2 separate regions of the Homo sapiens genome follow, and region 1 is linked to region 2. Evidence: read pairs that join two places in POLR2A ChIA-PET (ENCODE). Cell type or tissue: GM12878. All regions are shown on one strand. Each heading gives the region's core, and the rest is flanking DNA. Links, peaks and the distances in the headings are about the cores only. Region 1 overlaps UBAP2L (ubiquitin associated protein 2 like). Region 2 overlaps NUP210L (nucleoporin 210 like).

Region 1 (4,392 bases), core at 195-4,194, 110 kb after region 2:
GTCTTTGAACAGGATCTCCTGGAATCATGTGAAATCAGAAGAGGTAATTCTGTATTGGTATTGGGGTGAAAGAGGCAGGTACATTTAGCTTCTCCTGTCACAGGTGACCTCACAAAGTTCGGCCGTGGGGATGCCTCCTCCCCAGCCCCGGCCACAACCTTGGCCCAACCCCAACAGAACCAGACGCAGACTCACCATACCACGCAGCAGACATTCCTGAACCCGGCGCTGCCTCCTGGCTACAGTTACACCAGCCTGCCATACTATACAGGGGTCCCGGGCCTCCCCAGCACCTTCCAGTATGGGCCTGCTGTGTTCCCTGTGAGTACCTGGCTTTGGTCACTCCTTGTGGTGAAGGATCCTAGCCCTGGACACTATCCTAGCTGCTTTTAAGGGTCAATGACTTTAATAATGGATGAGGAGGAACAGTTTCCACCTCTGGCCTGTTTTTGGCCTGATGCAGGGTGGTGGGGGAATGGGGCTGGAATTGGTGGAATTAGGATAGGGATTGCCTAGTCTTAGAATTTGCCAAAGGGAGAATATGATACCATACAGCTTTGCTTCACTCAGATTCATTCATTCCCTGCTGCCATTGTCCCTTTTTCTTCCTCCAAACTACCATTTCTTGACTTCATTAGTAGATTCTAGAACAGTTAGTAAGGAGCTAATTTCACTAAGCAAACTGTAGTCAACTTGCATCAGGATAGGTAGCCATCTGAATGGCCAGTACCTGGAGCAGGACAAGTGGGACAGATGGTATTCTGCTGCCAAGTCACTGCAAATCTGGCCTTTTTGCTCTTTAGGTGGCTCCTACCTCTTCCAAGCAGCATGGTGTGAATGTCAGTGTGAATGCATCGGCCACCCCTTTCCAACAGCCGAGTGGATATGGGTCTCATGGATACAACACTGGTAAGCTGACCTTGTCTCTGGCTCGGTGTTATCTGTGGGGTGTTATTGGATAAATTTCAGGGAGGAAGACTTGGTGCTTGAGAAAATGGGATTGGTGAGGGTGTGCCGCTGCCCCAGGTATGATTGTTAATGCTTGGCTGACTTGGGTATCTGTGGGAGCAGCACCAACAGAGGAGCTTGATACTAGGACATGTGTCCACTATTTGTGACGGGAATGCCCAAGAGTATGTGTTGGTTTTTAGAATATGTTGGTTGGCCAAAAGTGTGGGTGGAAGTAGGGCAAGGAGCCCCAAGATTTTGCTGAAATGTCAGTGGAGGCAAGTGTTAATAGTATGTATGGCACTGATAGTACAAAAGGGGGGTGTATTCACTGAGTAGAAGGATTAAATGGGTTCATAGCTAGCAGCCTACGATAGGTTTGGCTTAAATCACTTTGTAGCACTACTTTTCTTATGTGTCCTTTTTTATTCCCTAGCTAGAAGACCTAAACTGTGGAGAAAAAGGAGTAGGCGTGACCATACTTAATAGAGTGGGAATTGGACTGGGAGAGTTGGGCCTTTAGGTTCCTTCATTTGTATGGCTGGTCTCTTTGCAAGTCTTTTTGCATATGTGATGGCAGGGAGGGAATTGTAGGAATCCTCTGGATGGGTACTTACCTAAAAGATACTCAGCCTCTCCCTTGCTTCCATACCTGACATCTGTGCTCTACTTTTGGAGGACAGGGAGTGAGAAGGAATCTTTGAATAATATAATTGTACCTTTTCAGCGACTTGTAGATGAATAGGGGAGGAGTAGGTTTCTCTGATTGCTTAGGGTTGGGGATGGGGGTTGTCCTTCAAAGCTGTCAGCTCAGTTACAGTTTCATGGTGATTTGGATAGAGCAGCATGTGTTTTTCACCCTTATGTGGGCTCTGGGTGGGTCAGTTGCCCACAGTTTTCAATAATTGGGAAGAGCACAGAAGGCAGTAAGGGCTAGGAACTGATAGCCAAGTGGAGCTTTGAACTGTGCTGCATGAGTTAGAGTGGGTCATGAGTTAAATTAAACAAATCCTGAGAAGCCCCATTGAGATTTAATACATAGACTCCTTGTGGCCACCCCTGTCATTGAGCAAGGTTCACCCTAAATCTTGGTGGGGAGGATTATAAGCCTTTTGACTTGGAGTGGTGGCCCCTTTCTGAGGACATTAGGTTGAAGTCTTAGTTGGACCAGGTTCACGAATTTTAAGAGGTAGGTGATGGATAATATAAGAGAATTGGCATACCTGATTCTAGAAATCCCACCTTCTTGCCTCCCTTCAGAATTCAGAAACGTATTATATCAGCCCTTGAGAACCCCCAGTTCCCAACCCCACAAAGGGCTTTTGTCATTCCATTCATTTATTTTTATGTATTTGATTCCTTTTAGGAAGAAAATATCCACCCCCTTACAAGCATTTCTGGACGGCTGAGAGCTAATTTGGCCCAAGGCTGGGGGCTGTGTTTTGTGTGTGTGTATAAATTTGCACTGAAGTCTTGTTTCAGAAACCAGACCACTGAGGAGAGCCTGCTGAGCTGAGGCCATGGCCTGCGTGGCTTGGGGAAATGAGTTGGTGGATACCTTCTGGGCTTTTGAACTTGCCCCTCCCCCATTTCCCTCTCCCCCATGTGTCTGACCCTGTCTTACCCATTTCAAGTTCAAGCGGTGCAGCACCTTCGAAGCATCAATGCACACACCTGCTGTTGCTTTTGATTTCTGGAAGGCATGTAGTTTCAACTTGTAACAAAAATATTTGTAGTCTTCAATAAACTGTGGTATTTCTTTAGCTAACTCTGGCGTTCTTTCCGTGCATGTCTTTGTGGACACTAGGAACCAATGCTGTGCTGTGGATGAAGGGTGGAGGGTGGCCTTTTTAATCAAACCCCAGCATAGCCAAAGAACTATTAATTTTTCAGTATGGTGGTTTTATGAAGGTGGGGGGAGGGGAAACAGCCTCAGTTTCCCACCTGTTGATTAGTTGGTAAAGGAAACTATTTGTAGAAATACCTGATTCTCCATGCTTATGTTGCTTCATTTTTCCATTTAGATCTTTCCTTTGCCTCTTACATAAGCAGTGGGGGAAAGGACAAAAAAGTTTGGAGTGTCATGTCATGGTGAAAGGCAAAAGAGAGAGTTTTCAGAGCTGTTAGAGAAGTATCTTTCAAGGCTTAATTCCCACATCTATCTGGTTCCTAAAGGCCAAGTGGCTAAGATCTGATAAAGTCATTAGTGATAAGCTAGTTGATGACTCAGGCTCTGTGGCGACTGTGCTATCCTGGAACATTGTTCTTAGTCCCTTGATGGCTTTTCAGAGATCGTGGATTACCAGTTTTGCATTTGTGGGTATAAGCTAAGGATGTGCAGGAGCGGTTTGGTCAGATATCTCCTTGACTATGGAAATTCTAATTCCCTCCCAGTCCAGCTAGCATACAACATTAGCCCTTTGTTTATAAAGTTAACGTGGACAGTGAGATCACCACCCTGGGTGAATTAGAAACCAAAGTATTCAGCTTTCCTTGTATTTGTTCCCAGCCCTTTGGAGTAATTTTGCTCTGTGGAGTGTGACCACCTTTCCCAGGGGCTGCCATGGTGGGAGAGATAGATTCATGTGTCTCTGCCCTGCTGCCCACGTGATTCTGGTATTGTCACTGTTTGGGGATAAGTAGGGGGTGTTGATGTTGGAAGGAAAGCAAGAGAACTCTGTAGTCTGAAGATCTTCCTAATAACTGGTGAGGGGTAGTGAAATCAGTACCCATTATTTTCTAGGTCTCTAATACTGTAATTGAGATTATTATGGCTACTACAGAGTATTATGGTTCCTGCATTCTCAGTCCCTTCAACCTCATATCAAAGATAAGGCCTCTGGACTAGAAGCTGTTTTTAGCCTAAACTCTGGAAAGAATGAGATCAGGTAGGGGCACACTGGAGCTGAATTCCTCCCTACCACTCGGCTTGAGAATCCAGTTAGTCATTTCTTCCATCCAATATAGGCAGCCTAGCCTCACTGCAGAAGGTGACCAACTATGCTATTTTTTATTTTTTTATTTTTTTTTTGCCTTTGCAGTAAAGATAAATTCTCTCTTTTGGTTTGACTTAAAAATGTTCTACTTATATCCTGTTTATTCCACCTTTACTCTCCACCCTTCCACATGAACTTACTAGCTTAAGCCTTTTCCATAACTGAACTTCCTATTCTTAAAAGTTATGCCTGTTACTCAGTGATTTGCCAGATGGGCACCTCGGGTTTGAAAAGGGAATGGAAAAAATACCCCATTAGCCCTTTAAGATACTCCTGTATCGTTCCCTTCTTTTACTTCAGTGTCTTTAGACAGTTGATGCTTCGGAGATGAGGAAGTATTTTCTCTTGCTTGGTTTTCTGTAGTTCCGTTATTTTTCCTAGTTAGTGTTTGCCCCTCCCAGGAACTATCTGGACTTAGGATGTTGGGAAGGTTTTCCAGATTAAGATA
Region 2 (4,392 bases), core at 112-4,111:
GCACAATCATAGCTCACTGCAGCCTCGAACTCCTGGGCTCAAGTGATCCTCCCACCTCAGCCTCCTGAGTGGTTGGGATTATAGGCGCATGCCACCGCACCTGGCTAATTTTTAATTTTTTAGTTTTTTGTAGAGACAGGGTCTCACTTTGTTGTCCAGGCCAATTCCCCTTCCTTTAAATTGTGGGCTAGGCTTCATGACCCCTTTTAATGAATAGCATATACAAAGGGGAAAATGGTAGCTTTACAGTGGAGAAACCTGACAGATACCACCACCTTAACCAAGTGATCAAGGTTACCACCACCAGTGATAAATCATGCTGATATCATGAACCCCATGAAATAATGCAATGGGAAGGGCCCTTCAATTCTATGTGGGTTTTTTCCCTGAAAATCATAACCCCAGGCTAATCATGAGAAAAAGTTAGACAAACCCAAATTGAGAAACTTTCTATATACAACATCTGACCAGTACTTTTTTTTTTTCCTTTAAACAAGGTCTCTGGAGTGCAGCAGTTTGATCATGGCTCACTGCAGCCTCAAACTCCTGGACTCAAGCAATCCTCCAGCCTTGGCCTCCTGAGTAGCTGGGGTTACAGGCACGTACCATCATGCCTGGCTAATTTTTTCTTTTTTTTTTTAGTAGAGACTTGGTCTTGCTAATGTTGCCCAGGCTGGTCTTGAACTCCTGGGCTCAAGTGTTCCTCCTGCCTCAGCCTCTCAGAGTGCTGGGATTACAGGCCTCCGGAGCTAGTGCCCTTGGCCCAACACTGTTTGTTTGTTTGTTTGTCTTTGAGACAAAGTCTCTCTCTGTCGCAATGCAGTGGTGCAATCCAACTCACTGCAACCTCTGCCTCTGGGGTTCTGGGGTTCAAGCAATCCTCGTCCCTCAGCCTCCAGAGTAGCTGGGATTACAGGCACACACCACCATGCCTGGCTAATTTTTTGTATTTTTAGTAGAGATGGGGTTTCACCATGTTGGCAAGCCTGGTCTCAAACTCCTGACCTCGTAATCCACCCGCCTCGGCCTCCCAAAGTGCTGGGATTACAGAGGTGAGCCACCGTGCCTGGCCACCCAACACTCTTTAAGTGTCAAGGCCAGGCACGGTGGCTCACACCTGTAATCCCAGCACTCTGGGGGGCCGAGGTGGGTGGATCACTAGGTCAGGAGTTCGAGACCAGCCCGGCCAACATGGCCAACATGGCGAAACCCTGTCTCTATTAAAATACAAAAAATTAGCCAGGCATGGTGGTGCGTGCCTGTAATCCCAGCTACTCAGGAGGCTGAGGCAGGAGAATCGCTTGAACCCGGGAGACGGAGGTTGCAGTCAGCCGAGATTGCACCATTGCACTCCAGCCTGGGCGACAGAGCAAGACTCGGTCTCAGAAAAAAAAAAAAGCATCAAAAGTGACTAAAAGGCTGAACATGGTGACACCCCATCTTTACAAAACTTAGCTGGGCATGGTGGCGTGTGCCTGCAGTCCCAGCTACTGGGGAGGTTAGGGTGGGCAGATCACTTGATACCGGGAAGCAAAGGTTGCAGTGAGCCCAGATAGTGCCAGTGCACTCCAGCCTTGGTGACAGAGACAGACTTTGTCTCAAGAGAAAAAAGTGACTGAGAAACTCACAGATTGGAGGAGACAAAGGAAACATGACAATTTAGTTTAGCAATGTGTATCTTTAATTGAATCCTAGAGAAGATTAGTGAAACATTAGAGCAAACTAGGTAAAGGGTATATGGGAACTTTCTGTATTATCTTTACATCTCTTTTGTAAATCTAAAATCATTTTTAAATTAAAAAGTTTTAAAATTAAGTTAGCCTTCTACTTGATTAACATTTAACTGACAAACAGAACCCCAAGTTAAAATAATTAAAGACAAAGACATGGGGGTCTATGAACAAAAAACAACAAGGTAAGTTGAAATCTCACAGGATCTGCTGGTAGAATTACCACTAAGGAAGTGTTCCAGGATGGTGAAGGAAGGAAGGAAGGGAGGGATGGTAATCTTAGGTAATCCGTAACTTGATAATCAGGCACTGAGTAATCTAGCACTTGTCAAATGAGAAATTAAAGCCCCCTTTTCAGTAGAGAAATGTGTAGCACAATGGCAAACACAAGCAGCTGTGACCTTACATAAAAAAGGAAAAGTCTTGTGCACACAATGCTTACTCATCTGACTACTTCAACAGCAGAAAACTTCTCTTTTTTTTTTTTCCTGAGAAGGAGTTTTGCTCTTGTCGCCCAGGCTGGAGTGCAATGATGCCATTTAGGCTCACTGCAACCTCCACCTCCCGGGTCCAAGTGATTCTCCTGCCTCAGCCTCCCAAGTAGCTGGAATTACAGGTGCCCATCACCACGCCCAGCTAATTTTTGTATTTTTAGTAGAGACGGGGTTTCACCATGTAGGCCAGGCTGGTCTCGACCTCCTGACCTCAGGTGATCCACCCGCCTTGGCCTCTCAAAGTGCTGGGATTACAGGCGTGAGCCACCGTGCCCAGCCTAGAAAACTTTTCAATATAAGGCCATTGACCATAAAGAAAAAAAACTGCCCAGTACAATGGCCCAAGCCTATAAGCTCAACACTTTGGGAAGCTGAGGCAGGATTGCTTGAGCCCAGGAGTTCAAGACCAGCCTGAGCAACCCCACTACCATAGTCTTACAAAAAATAAAAAAACTAGCCAGGCCTGGTGGTGCCCCCCTGTAGTCCCAGCTACTCAGGAGGCTGAAGTAGGGGGATCACTTGAGCCCAGGAGGTCATAGCTGCAATGAGCCATGTTTGTGCCACTGAACTCCAGCCTGGGTGACAGAGTGAAACCCTGTCCCAAAAAATAAAAATAAATAATAAATAAATGAAATTATTTTGGATGATTTACAAGTAAATTTAGAATGATTAGGAGAAATATCAAACATTTAACTTTTAAAGTGAAGAGAATACAACTTTATTAAATAATATAACAGATATTTTTATTTACAGGTCCACATTACTACAGGTACACTTCAGTTGTCCAAACCAGTTCTTCATCTGCCCTGTGAACTTTTTCACCTAAAATTATGCTCTCAGCCGGGTGTGGTTGGCTCATGGCTATAATCCCAGCACTTTGAGAGGCCAAGGTTGGTGGACTGCTTAACTCCAGGAGTTTGAGACCAGCCTAGGCAACATGGCGAAACCCCTACCTCTATAAAAATTACAAAAATTTAGCGGGGCAAGGCCAGGTGTGGTGGCTCACGCCTGTAATCCCAGCACTTTGGGAGGCTGAGGCGGGCAGATCACCTGAGGTTGGGAGTTCGAGATGAGCCTGACCAACATGGAGAAACCACGTCTCTACTAAAAATACAAAATTAGCTGGGAATGGTGGCACATGTCTGTAATCCCAGCTACTCGGGAGGCTGAGGCAGGATAATCGCTTGAACCCGGGAGGCAGAGGTTGCGGTGAGTGGAGATCACGTCATTGCACTTAAGTCTCTCACCTCAAGTCTATCCATCATCTTTGTCATGACCACTTTCTTTACTACACTATCACCAAAACCATCATAAACAAAATTTTATAATAAGCACTTAAGGCTGGGTGCAGTGGCTCACGCCTGTAATCCCAGCACTTTGGGGGGCCAAGGCGGGTGGATCACTTAAGGTCAGGAGTTCAAGACTAGCCTGGCCGACATGGTGAAACACCATCTCTACTAAAAATACAAAAATTAGCCAGGCGTGGTGGCGCATGCCTGTAGTCCCAGCTACTCAGGAGGCTGAGGCAGGAGAATTGCTTGAACCCAGGAGGTGGAGGTTGCAGCGAGCCAAGATCGCGCCATTGCACTCCAGCCTGGATAACACAGCAAGACTCCATCTCAAAAAAAAAAAAAAAAAAAAAGGACTTAAATGCCAATGGCAAGCTTACATCTTTTTACCTTTATATATGCCTTATAAAGTAGGCAACTCAATAAATATCTGTCCAAGGAATTAATGAACAATTTCTCTTAGGCATGCACTTCTCTTTCAAAATGCCCAATCCCACCCCTTTCCTACTACTTGCTCCCATTCAGATGCTCCTAGTAGGACACCAAGACTGGCCCTTACCACTGGGAATCTCATCTATGTACACAATTGTATTAATAGTAAAATTGGGAAAGTTGATTTAAGGATACTTAACTTTGGAAAATTGGTCCCAAGTCAGACGAAGTTAAGCTGAGAGCAAGATTTGACATTTTTCCTAGTACTTCTGTGAATTTTTTTATATCAGAATGAATTTGTGTAGTTAAAAATGATTACATTTTAAAAATCGCATATGTGACCAAATCAATGTTTTTTGTTTTTTCTGACTTTCGTATCCTTCTCTATCCTTTTTAGCTACCCTGCATGACATGGTCTTCAAAGATTCTTATGTTTGAGACTATCAT

What was found. ChIA-PET counts read pairs that join two places held together with the same protein. Peaks named below come from ENCODE experiments on the same cell type or tissue, not always from the same donor. Only the 100,000 strongest peaks of a DNase experiment are listed, where the experiment ranks them.
Region 1: POLR2A ChIA-PET joins it to region 2 with 5 read pairs; 8 of 35 experiments call an interaction of 5 or more read pairs at or near these places.

Annotation. Positions count from the first base shown.
Region 1 is chr1:154,260,789-154,265,180 of GRCh38, forward strand. It overlaps UBAP2L (ubiquitin associated protein 2 like), which reads left to right. Exons shown (of 27, transcript NM_014847.4): 23 at 104-321; 24 at 804-909. Among named protein-coding and RNA genes, the nearest start is that of SNORA58B, 3.3 kb to the left of the region's middle. In GM12878, for the core only: no CTCF peak of the experiment used is centred there; no DNase peak of the experiment used is centred there.
Region 2 is chr1:154,146,883-154,151,274 of GRCh38, forward strand. The region is part of intron 2 of NUP210L (nucleoporin 210 like); the gene reads right to left. Among named protein-coding and RNA genes, the nearest start is that of NUP210L, 6.0 kb to the right of the region's middle. In GM12878, for the core only: no CTCF peak of the experiment used is centred there; a DNase peak (open chromatin) is centred at 1,989.